Linked DNA regions of Homo sapiens: regions 1 and 3 are each linked to region 2. The links are chromatin loops, found by intact Hi-C in ENCODE. Cell type or tissue: OCI-LY7. All regions are shown on one strand. Links, peaks and the distances in the headings refer to the core of each region. The heading gives the core; the rest is flanking DNA. Region 1 has its middle 10 kb from the start of AMZ2. Region 2 overlaps LOC105371870 (a long non-coding RNA gene). Region 3 overlaps WIPI1 (WD repeat domain, phosphoinositide interacting 1).

Evidence for each region. Hi-C counts contacts between places; a loop is a spot of excess contacts. Peaks named below come from ENCODE experiments on the same cell type or tissue, not always from the same donor. Only the 100,000 strongest peaks of a DNase experiment are listed, where the experiment ranks them.
Region 1: it touches region 2 in a loop (4-fold over the local background); 14 of 110 quality-filtered maps call a loop at or near these places.
Region 3: it touches region 2 in a loop (5-fold over the local background); 23 of 110 quality-filtered maps call a loop at or near these places.

Annotation. Positions count from the first base shown.
Region 1 is chr17:68,235,595-68,240,040 of GRCh38, forward strand. It overlaps a transcript of AMZ2 not described here. Among named protein-coding and RNA genes, the nearest start is that of AMZ2, 10 kb to the right of the region's middle. RefSeq lists enhancers at 54-113, 2,544-2,793 and a silencer at 3,453-3,522. In OCI-LY7, for the core only: a CTCF peak has its summit at 2,350; DNase peaks (open chromatin) are centred at 1,917, 2,417, 3,087 and 3,507; H3K4me3 peaks cover 2,480 bases; H3K27ac peaks cover 2,500 bases.
Region 2 is chr17:68,179,951-68,184,396 of GRCh38, forward strand. LOC105371870 (a long non-coding RNA gene) reads left to right here. Exons shown (of 4, transcript XR_934937.4): 2 at 1,601-1,722; 3 at 2,346-2,396; 4 at 3,418-4,446. Among named protein-coding and RNA genes, the nearest start is that of AMZ2, 66 kb to the right of the region's middle. RefSeq lists enhancers at 2,167-2,296, 3,488-3,557, 3,578-3,637, 4,410-4,446. In OCI-LY7, for the core only: CTCF peaks have their summits at 1,983 and 2,196; DNase peaks (open chromatin) are centred at 1,371, 1,501, 2,191 and 3,071; H3K4me3 peaks cover 2,500 bases; H3K27ac peaks cover 2,500 bases.
Region 3 is chr17:68,435,226-68,437,725 of GRCh38, forward strand. It overlaps WIPI1 (WD repeat domain, phosphoinositide interacting 1), which reads right to left. Exons shown (of 13, transcript NM_017983.7): 5 at 1,157-1,254; 6 at 395-487. It also overlaps a transcript of ARSG not described here and a transcript of PRKAR1A not described here. Among named protein-coding and RNA genes, the nearest start is that of MIR635, 12 kb to the left of the region's middle. RefSeq lists an enhancer at 815-1,315. In OCI-LY7, for the core only: a CTCF peak has its summit at 1,337 (motif pointing left); DNase peaks (open chromatin) are centred at 936, 1,346, 2,006 and 2,406; H3K4me3 peaks cover 990 bases; H3K27ac peaks cover 1,587 bases.

The DNA.
Region 1 (4,446 bases), core at 1,171-3,670, 56 kb after region 2:
CTCAGGGCCCCTCTCGGTGCCTGCTTGGCTGACTGGGCAGCCCAGAGAGAACAGTGACCCAGAAAAGCAAGAGGAGAGTTTCCAGGAGGACAGAACACTGGTGCTATCAGGTGCCAGGAGCAGCGTGTGCCACGTGTGACCCTGCTCTGCTGTGGCTTTTTGGTACGTGCTGTGCCCTCAGCCTGGGCTGCCGTGGACTGGCCGTCCCTACCCCTCCAAGACTTAGCCCAAAATCTTACTTTTTTTTTTTTTCGAGATAGTTTCTCACTTGGTCCACCAGGCTGGAATGCAGTGGCACAATCTTGGCTCACTGCAACCTCCATCTCCCGGGCTCAAGCGATTCTCCTGCCTCAGGCTCCCAAGTAGCTGGGATTATAGGTGCCCGCCAGCATGCCTGGCTAATTTTTGTATTTTTAGTACAGATGGGGTTTTGTTACGTTGGCCAGGCTGGTCTCGAACTCCTAACCTCAGGTGATCCACCCGCCTCGGCCTCCCAAAGTGCTGGGATTACAGGAATGAGCCACTGCATCTGGTTTCCAAAATATTACTCTTTTCCCCAGAATGGAAATACAATTATTATTCAAAATATAAGAGTAATCTTAAAAAAATGTTTTAAAACGTTTTATATATACATGTAAAATTTATATGCACATTATATATATCAAATGTGTGAATATGTATTTTTGTGTTTATAAACACTTAAACTATGTAAATTTATATATAAAACTATAACATATGAACATGATATTATACTATGTATATGTTTGGTAACCCTCATTTTCACTCACTACAAAATAAATGTATTTTATATAGTAAGTATAGATTTACATAATTTTTTCAAGGTAAATAGTTAAAAAAAATAAAGCTAGTAAATGCTCATTGCAAAATAAATATTGCTAAAAAATATCAAGAAGAAAGTAAAACAGCACAAAAAGCCCTCCTTCTAACATTATTAACATTTGGCAAACATCCTTTTTTTTTTTTTTTTTTTTTTTGAGACGGATTCTCACTTTGTTGCCCAGGCTGGAGCGCACTGGGGAGATCTCAACTCACTGCAACCTCTGTCTCCCAGGCTCAGGTGATTCTCCTGCCTCAGCCTCCCCAGTAGCTGGGATTACAGGCACCCACCACCACATCCCAGCTAATTTTTTTTTTATATATATTTTAGTAGAGACGGGTTTCACCATGTTGGCCAGGCTGGTCTCCAACTCCTGACCTCAAATGATCCACCCACCTTGGCCTCCCAAAGTGTTGGGATTACAGGCGTGAGCCACCATGCCCGGCCCAAACATCCTTTTTTACACACATATACACCCATATTTTTATATAAATAGCTTCAAATTATATATACACTGCTTGGGACTTTTTAAAACATTTCAGCAAGATCTTGGGGACATCCTTCCATGATAATACGCATAGCATGAGATTGTTCTTTTTAATGACTACATAATATTTTATTGTGAGAGCATAACTTTATTGAACTTATGTATAAACACTAGTGGTGAGCATCCATCTTTCAGCTTTTCAGAATTAAAAACAACACTGTGATGAGCCATCCTTATACATGGATTCTTTCTGGAATAAGAAATAAATGGACTGAAAAATTAGAATGTACAATTCTAGAGGTCCCACGTTGTCAAATTATGTTGAAAAATGTGCACCACGAAAAAGTCTAAAAGTTCAGCCAAGATTCACATGGGTCATTTCTGGGCAAAAGGACCAGGCATGGTTTTGTTGTTCTTCCTATTCTTCTGTCCTCCTCAGCTTTTCTATTCTAAGTGTGTCCTTCGTTACGCTGATGCAAGTTGGCATTTTTACATTGCACAAGAATATATGGTTTTAATCCACGCAAGTGTCATCTCTGACGACGCTCTCTTTTCAGTTCCTCCTGCACCACACTTGCTCTCATCATCTGCTACAGGGGAGGGACCTGCTAGCCCCGTGCCTAAGTTAGCACCAGCAGGAACCCACAGGTGTTCAGTGGGGAGTTGCTGACTGCCTTGGAGAAGTGTATTTGAGACAAGCTGTTAATGGCTCACGGTCCTAGGGTAACCCCCTCGGCTGGCACCTGCATTTAGCACAGCAGTGAGCCAAGCAGTTTCCAGCTTTTGGGAAAAAAGCCTTGAGGGGTCCCTAAGGGCAAGAAGGCCTTTCCTGGCTCAGTCCAATCAGACACCTGCTGCGGCTGTGCTTCTTCTGGCCACAGGTCCCTGTCTTTGTTGGTTCCCTGCACTGACCTGGCCAAAAGGAAGCTGCTTGCTTCTGGGCAGCGGCTGTTCCCTCCCCCAGAAAGTCTAAAAGGACACAGAGGACGTCTTCAGTATTTCTGTATAGGTCACAAGTGAAGTGGGTCGCTGTCGCTGTTTTACGTTTGGTTGGTGCTGAGACACTTCCTCTTTCATATTTGTCTTATTCAGACCATCTCCTCCATCCCCCTTGGAGTCTGAAAAAGGCGAAATTGAAAGAAAAACTGAAAATTTCAAACCGAGCTACAGTGCAGGAGACCATGCTGTCATCCTGAAGCAGAGGCTGGGGACATCACCAAGAGGATCACAGCATCCTCCAGGGTTCAACTGAGGCCACTGACCCAGCCTTTTTCTTTTATTTTCTTTCTTTCTTCTTCTTTTTTTAAATAGAAATCAGAGTCTTGCTAGGTTGCCCAGGCTGATCTCAAACTCCTGAGCTCAAACAATCCTCCCACCTCAGCCTTCTAAAGTGCTAGGATTACAGGCTTGAGTCACTATACCCAGCCTGACCAGGGACTTTCTTCCTCCCCTCATTCGAACTTTCTTAGCTCCCACTCAAGTCTTCCTAAATGCTATGTGGTATTCTTGGGACTCCTAATTCCTAATTTTTCAGGAAGTGAAATGATATTCTTAAGGTAAAAACCAAAATCTGCTTTTGCTCAATTCTTTGACTTTACTGTATTTATATGCCATATGTATATATATATAGAGAGAAAGAGTGCATATAGATATACACACACATATGTACACACACACACACACAATCAGATTGTGGTAGCTTTTGGAAACTCTCTGAGGCACAGAAAATAAGTTGCCTGACAAGACATCAAAGAATTGCAAAAGAGACCACAGCCCCAAAGGCCTTACTGACTGCTTTGCGATTTGTAGCATGACTGCTGATAAGCATCTATTTGCTTCAGTAAATAGAGATGAAGTAGAATCATAACATTTGTTCCGGGAAAGAGTAACTAAAGTGGGAAATCATAAACAACAAAGCATAAAAAAATCTTAACCTAGTGGACTAAAAGATTTCTTGCTTTTTTCATTTCTGCTAATGGCCTCTCTCCCTTGGCACTGCCAGAACTGGTCCATTAAAGGTGAATCGAGCCTCAGTTTGCAGGCAGGACGTGGTCCAAAAGATCATTTGTAAGTTGGTTGTTTGGACCAAAGAATGTGTTTCCCCCTAGAAACCATTTTTCTCAGGGTGACTGGGTTCTCAGTTTTGCTTGTACAGTGCCGTTCAACTTCCACTGAAGCTGAGCTCTGGGTCTTTGAGGGCAGGTTCTCTGCAGTGCAGGAGGGAGAAAACAGGTCACCTGCTGCTGCTTTGCATAGAGCCCTGGCTCTGAGCACAATTTAAGCATAAATTGTTTTCTTTTCTACTTTCCCAACTCCCTTTTGGCATCCAGGTCCAGGGCCCTAGTCCCTGGATTGCAGCATCCTTTCCTAATGTGCTTTACCCACCTCTGGGCTGCTTGCCTGCTGAGGGGGGTCTGTGACCCCAAATTACCCACTTACTCCTGCTTCCTGACCAATCAGACTTCCATTTCCTCAGGGCAGTTGATATCAGCTAAGGGCCAGGGGAAAAGCAAAAGGAGCAGATATGAATTCACACTAGTAGGTGAATCATGGAGAACCTCTTAACCCTCTTAATGTCTTCTCGTGTTAAAACGAATTGGTTGTGAGACTTGAGAGTCCTTGTGGCAGTATGGGTTAGGGATGAACACGGTGGCTAAGGATTCAGAATTCACACACACATTAGTGGGACTCTTAGGCTCTTCACTGCACCTGCTTCCAGAACACTGGCAGTCAGTTAGGAAACGATCCTACTCTGGAAAAAAATGGGATGGTCACAGAGAAGAAACTTTCAGGTTCAGACACTGGGAGACTCCCCTCAGTGAATAAGCTGATTATCTGCCAGATCGCCTCTGAGAATAAGCCACATTCATGCACACAGAACCCCCCACCAGTTTTTTGTGCATCATAATGAAATCTTAACAGCCAAAGATTACCAGATGTTGATGGAAAGTTCTAACATGAAACAAAAAGACCAAACAGAGGAAACAACAGAACAAATCTTCAAAAGTAGTATAGTTACTATCTATAGAGAAATACGAAAAGACATTTTATCCATGAAATGAGAGGGTGTATTTTAGACTGTTTGGGATGCTATAAGAAAATATGATAAACTGGATGGTTT
Region 2 (4,446 bases), core at 871-3,370:
CGGCCCTGCCGGCCCCGGGCAGTGAGGGGCTTAGCACCCAGGCCAGCAGCTACCGAGGGTGCGCCGGGTCCCCCAGCAGTGCTGGCCCACGGGTGCTGCGCTCGATTTCTGGCCGGGCCTTAGCTGCCTCCCCACGGGGCAGGGCTCAGGACTTCCAGCCCGCCATGCCTGAGTCTGCCCCGCCCCGCCGCCGTGGGCTCCTGCGCCGCCTGAGCCTCCTTGAGGAGCACGGCCCCCTGCTCCACGGCGCCCGGTCCCATCCATCGCCCAAGGGCTGAGAAGTGCGGGGGCAGGCCGCGGGACTGGCGGGCAGCTCCACCTGTGGCCCCCGTGCGAGACCCACTGGGTGAGGCCAGCTGGGTTCCTGAGTCTGGTGGGGACTTGGAGAACCTTTATGTCTAGCTAAGGGATTGTAAATACACCACTCAGCACTCTGTATCTAGCTCAAGGTTTGTAAACACACCAATCAACACCCTGTGTCTAGCTCAGAGTTTGTGAATGCACCAGTCAGCACCCTGTGTCTAGCTCAAGGTTTGTAAATGCACCAATCGACACTCTGTAGCTAATCTAATGGGGACGTGGAGAACTTTCGTGTCTAGCTCAGGGATTGTAAACACACCAATCAGTGCCCTGTCAAAACGGACCAATCAGCTCTCTGTAAAATAGACCAATCGGCTCTCTGTAAAATGGACCAATCAGCAGGATGTGGGTGGGGCCAGATAAGAATAAAAGCAGGCTGCTGGAGCCACCCGTAACAACCCGCTCTGATTCTCTTCCAAATAATGGGAAGGTTTTTCCCCCCGTTTTTACAGTAAGTTTTGCTGCTAATCACTTTGGATTTTCACTGCATTTATGAGCTGTGACATTCACTGTGAAGGTTTAAGGTTTTGCTGTTGAAGCTGGCAAAACCACAAAACCACCAAGAGAAACTAACAGTTCCACAGGCACTGTCTTAAGAGCTGTAACACCCACCATGAAGGTCTGCAGTTTCACTCCTGAGCCAGCGAGACCATGAACCCAGCGCAAGGAAAAAAGTGCAAGTACATCCGAACTTCAGAACATCAGAAAGAAGAAACTCTGGACAGGCCCCCTTTAAGAACTGTGACACCACCTGCGAGGGTCTGCGGCTTCATTCTTGAAGTCAGCCCAAGAACCCACCGATTTTAGACACACTGGGTTCAAGCGATTTTCCTGCCTCAGCCTTCCAAGTAGCTGGGATTACAGGTGTCCACCACCACGCCGGGGTAAGTTTTGTATTTTTATTAGAGACAAGGGTTTTACAACATTGGCCAGGCTCATCCCAAACTCCTAACTACAGGTGCTTCTGCCACCTCAGCTTCCGAAAGTGGTGGGATAAGAGGCATGAGCCACTGTATCTGGCCTCATTAAATATTCTACAACAGTGGCACTGCATTAGAATCCCTGGGGAAGCTTTAAAAATGTCAATGCCTGGGTTCCACACCTACAGTCAAATTTAATTCATCTGAGGTGGCCTGAGGTTTGGAATTAAAAAAAAAAAAAAAAACTCCCCAAGTAGTTTAAATATGCAGCCAAACCTAAGAGCTGCTAAACTGCAACTTTTTTTTTTTTTTTTTTTTAGGTGGAGGAGTGCTCTGTTTACCAGGCTGGAGAACAGTGGTGCAGTCTTGGCTCACTACAACCTCCATCTCCCAGGTTCAAGTTATTCTCCTGCCTCAGCCTCCTGAGTAGCTGGGATTGCAGGTGTGTACGACTACACACGGCTAATTTTTGCATTTTTTTTTTTTTTTTTTTTTTTTTTTTTAGTAAAGTCGGGGTTTTGCCATGTTGGCCAAGCTGGTCTCAAAACTCCTGACCTCAGGTAATCCACCTGCCTCAGCCTCCCAAAGTGCTGGGATTACAGGCATGAGCCACCGTGCCCGGCCAGCATTTTTCAACAAGGGCTTTGCATTCCATTTGCTGAAGGGGGTGCGCTGTAATTTGATCAATCCCCTTTTCTTGGACATTTAGGTTGGTTCCAATTTTTATATCATCATAAACCAGCAATTAGCATGCTTTTTCTGTAAAGAGCTAGGTGGTATTTGTTCTGGCCTTTGCAGATCACAAGTTCTCTCTTAGAACTACTGAGCTCTGCCATTACGGCAAAAAACCAGCCACAGACAATGCATATATGAATGCACATGGCTGTGTTTCAATCAGACTTTATTTAGAAAAACAGGTGGTGGCCAGATCTGGCCTGTGAGCCATGGCATGGTTCACTGAACCAACTCTATAAACATTGTGTGGTACATCTTTTTGAAGCCAAACTTTCCTAGTATGAAATGATCATTTTCTTGTGACAATGATTTTATACTGTTTCTTTTTAGAAGTAGGACCCTTCTTTGAATGAAACTTAGTAAGATTCATATAAGTAACAGGTAAGAAGTCATTCTGTTAGCATAAATATATTTTATAAATTCAAATGTGCAGTATTTAGAAGGCCAGTTAGGGGTTGCAGATGATTGCCTTTTTTTTTTTTTTTTTTTTTTTTTTTTTTTGAGGTGGAGTCTCGCTCTGTCGCCCAGGCTGGAGTGCAGTGGCGCGATCTCAGCTCGCTGCAAGCTCTGCCTCCCGGGTTCCCGCCATTCTCCTGCCTCAGCCTCCTGAGTAGCTGGGACTACAGGCGCCCGCCACCACGCCTGACTAATTTTTTGTACTTTTAGTAGATACGGGGTTTCACCGTGTTAGCCAGGATGGTTTCGATCTCCTGACCTTGTGATCCGCCCACCTCGGCCTCCCAAAGTGCTGGGATTACTGGCATGAGCCACCGTGCCTGGCCAGATGCCTGCAGTTTTAAATCAGACTCGGCACCAGTGACATTCAAATCAAAGTTTTGCAGAACTAGCAAAGCAACTCTATGGAACCCCAGGATTCCACTGGGAACACAGTTTGAAAATCATTGCAATAGGATAAATTCTTGGAAGTGGAATTGCTGGAGCAAAGGGCCTGAACCTTTTAAAAGCAGTTTGTGGCCAGGCACGGTGGCTCACACCTGTAATCCCAGCACTCCCCTCTGTGCCGTGACTCAGGAACCAGGTAATGTGCTGAGTCAGGCCCCAGGCACAGGAAGCCACAGATCAGACACAGCTCAACAACAGGCTTCCCTGAGCCCCCTTGGCTCACACCAGCAGCAACGCCGGGTTCCATGTGCAGATAAGTGATCCATCTCAGTCTCTCCCAGCTGACAGGGAGTTGAAGGTTCTACTCTTGGCCCTGATCCTAATACCAGTGCCAATAATCGAGCACCTACTATTTGCAAAACATTGGGCCAGGAACTTGACCACATCCTCCCTTCATCCTCAGAACAACCCGTTAGGGAGGGCCTCCCTGTCCCCATTTTCTAGATGAGGAAATGGAGGCTTTAGAGCAGCTAACGTGGCTTATACAACCTGCCTGCAGAACCTTCCAGGTCTGAGCTGAGGTGTCATCTCTGAACACCAGGCTGCTGCACTAACCAGAAGACCCCTCCCCACCTGCAGTGGCCTCGCTGCATCGTAAGGATGGAGGAGCTGTTGTCTCCACAGCTGACAGGTGCTTAGTGGTTAGAAGTCTGGTTTTCGCGCGGCTTAGATCTTTAACATCTGAACTAGTCCTGTCAACATATTTTGTTATATTTCTGGTGGCTTTGTCTTTGATGCTATTATAAATGATTATCTTTTAAAATAATACTTTGATGATATATAGAAATGAAATTGATTTATTTGACTGTATCCAGCAACCTTTTCAAATTCTAATAAATTGTGTAGGGAAAAAAAAGTCTGGCTTCGGAGTCAGAACGGAATTGAATCCTGCCTCCACCACTTCCTACCTATATGACCTGGTGAAACTTATCCCTCTCTGTGACTCAGTTTCCTCATCTGTAAAATGGGAAAATTGAAAGCAACTAACAGGTTTGGGGCCGTTTTGCTTGCTGCTGCTGTGGCTTCAGTGCTGAGGCCTGGCACTCAGCGGGATGTCAGCCCAGGACTGGAGCTTCTTTCTCATGGTATTATTTTGAATTTAGATGAAAAGAGGTATTCCAGGAGAGCTCCTGGCACAGGGCCTGGCAGGTGGCACATCCTCAGTAAATGTGAGCTGCTGTCAGCTGCTGTGTGAGTGCCTGGTGTGGCCCTGTTGTCCCCTTGAGGGTTGGGGGACAAAACAGGCCCTCAGGAAGCCTGCCTGTGTATTCGGGGGCTGGGGAGATCTCTGACCTCCTGTCTCCTAGCTCCACCAGCATCTCTCACCTCCCCCAGCAATGTACAACCCCTTCTTTTCCCATAGCTTAGGCCCCTGAGGTACCAGCCCCCCAGCCTAGGGACAGCCCAGTGGCAAACTCCTGGTGACCTGGGTCAAGCTGCTGTTCTCCAATCCCAACTCGGCTCTTCCCGTGACTTGGCCCCCAGGCCTTGGGTGAGGCTCCGATGAAATAACACACAGGAATGTGCG
Region 3 (2,500 bases), core at 1-2,500, 250 kb after region 2:
AATTGGATCACTTTCTCTGATTATTCCAGGCAGAAGACATCAATTTCTCTAAATAGCAAAGTAAAGCATTTGGTTTGCACTGTACTGTGTTTATAAGGTGTAGCATTTGTCCGTCTCTACGGCTGATGTACACGTACATTTCTTCATAAGACCACGAGTTTTCATGCAAAGTGTCTTGTATCTTGCATATTGCAGGCCCCTGGCCTATTGAATTAACAAATGCATGAATATACCACACATGCAGAGGCCAGAAATTCTCCCTCTGAAACAAATTCTGAGTGGGCCCAGAGACCAGTCAGTCTTCATGTCACCAGGTTTGTTCAATCCCATCCCTGCGCACGGCAGGAGCCATCCAGCGAAACCCAGACAGAGGTGTTGGTGGGAGTGGACTCACTTTTTCAGACGCACTTGCTAGTTTGGAGCCTGAGGCATTGAAGGTGATGGCAGCTAGTGTTCCCTCATGGGCAGCAATAGTGCAGACTGTTTTCTGTTGGTGAAAAGGAAAAATGGATACAGATGCTGCGGAGGAGGGAAGATGGATTTCACCTCCCTCCCCTTCCTCTTTTCTCCTTTCTCCCTCCTTTGTCCAGCTCCCTGTCTCTTCCTCTGTCCCCCAGGCCATCTGCATGTAAGCTGTGTGTCATTTTCTGGTGAATCAAGATTTGGCTTCAAGGGCCACTCCATTTCCATCCCTTTTCCTGCCCTTGGGAAGGTGGCCACGAACGGAGCACCTGATGCAGTGTGATGCCGTCGCAGGCGCGCCCTGCACGCATCTTTAGGCAACTTCCCACAGCAATCTTGTCCCGCTCAGGGATGCCTCAGAGACCAGAGGGCAGGGAATATGAAACACCTGCACACTGTCTCAGGCTGTGGCATGGGACAGGGTGACACATTCAGGGAGACAACTGGCCCCCTGCTGGCAAGTGGTTTTCATTATGCTGCAGATGTCTAACTTGGCCTGGCCAGCTGGCTTATGGTGAGGTTGACTCACAGCAAGCCCGAGGGGAAATAGTATCACCTTCTCTTGAACAACTCCCCAGTATTGCTTACTCCCACCGCCTCCAGCCCCCGACGGCAGGGCGTCCTTATCTATCTCCTTCCATGACCACACAGCCAAGGCAGGTGGGTTGGCTCAGCCAGGTCACCGTCAACTTACCAGGGAGTTTCCATCATAAAGCACAATCTCCCCTGAAGTCAGGCTTCCAGGATAGGCCAGGTAAGAATTGGAATGGTTGATAGAGAGAGCACATAGACCTGGCAAAGAAGAAACAGAACATGAGAAGCCTGGGGCCAAGGGAGAGATTGCACGGCTGGAGAGGGCATCTGAAAACAGTACAGCTACAGTGCCACCTACTGGCAAGGGGAGGAATGGCTTTGCAGACAACTGCTTTCCGCTGATGATTCTTCTGATTAAGGCTTCCAATAAAGCAACTTCACAGGGGAAGACCTCCTGATTTAACACTGGCTGCGTCCTTGCTACAGTGAAACAATGAGACTTGCCGGGCACAGTGGCTCATGCCTGTAATTCCAGCACTTTGAGGCGGGCGGATCACTTGAGGTCAGGAGTTCCAGACAAGCCTGGCCAACATGGTGAAACCCCATCTCTACTAAAAATACAAATAGCTGGGCATGGTGGTGCGTGCCTATAGTCCCAGCTACTTGGGAGGCTGAGGCAGGAGAATCGCTTGAACCCAGGAGGCAAAGGTTGCAGTGAGTGGAGATCGTGCCACTGCACTCCAGCCTGGGCTACAGAGTGAGACCCCGTCTCAAAAAAAAAAAAATATATATATATGTGTGTGTGTGTGTGTGTGTATATATTGCTCATTTTTACATTTTACCCCAGGACTCTGAAACAGCATCTACTTTTCTTCCAATTCCATTATCCTCTAGGGTTACAAGAGATTTCCTCAAAACTGAAATAAATCTTCCTATAGTGAAAAGTCAGTACATATTGGTCTTTCTGCAGATGATTATATACTGTTGGCCAGTAACTTCAAGTTGGAGAAGAGGAGCTGCCAAGAACCTATTTAGAAACTGAGAAATTTCAGGCCAGGCAAGGTGGCCCACACCTGTGATCCCAGCACTTTGGCAGGCCGAGGCAGGTGGGTCACCTGAGGTCAGGAGTTCGAGATCGGGCTGGCCAACATAGTGAAACCCTGTCTCTATTAAAAATACAAAAATTAGTCAGGTGTGGTTGCATGTGCCTGTAGTCCCAGCTACTCGGGAGGCTGAGGCAGGAGAATTGCTTAAACCTGGAGGTGGAGGCTGCAGTGAGTGAAGATAGTGCCACTGCACTCCAGCCTGGGTGAGAGTGAGGTTCTGTCTTAAGAAAAAAAAAAAAAGAAACCGAGCAATTTCTGAGCCAAATGCCCTGCCTTGATAAGGGAAATGGGTACCTCCCGAGGAGGAAGTTTATTTGAGGTCTGCGTCTGCAGTCAAGATGGTGTGCCTAGACATTGAGACAAACTAAATAAAGAGGACATTTTGGATTTAAGATGCT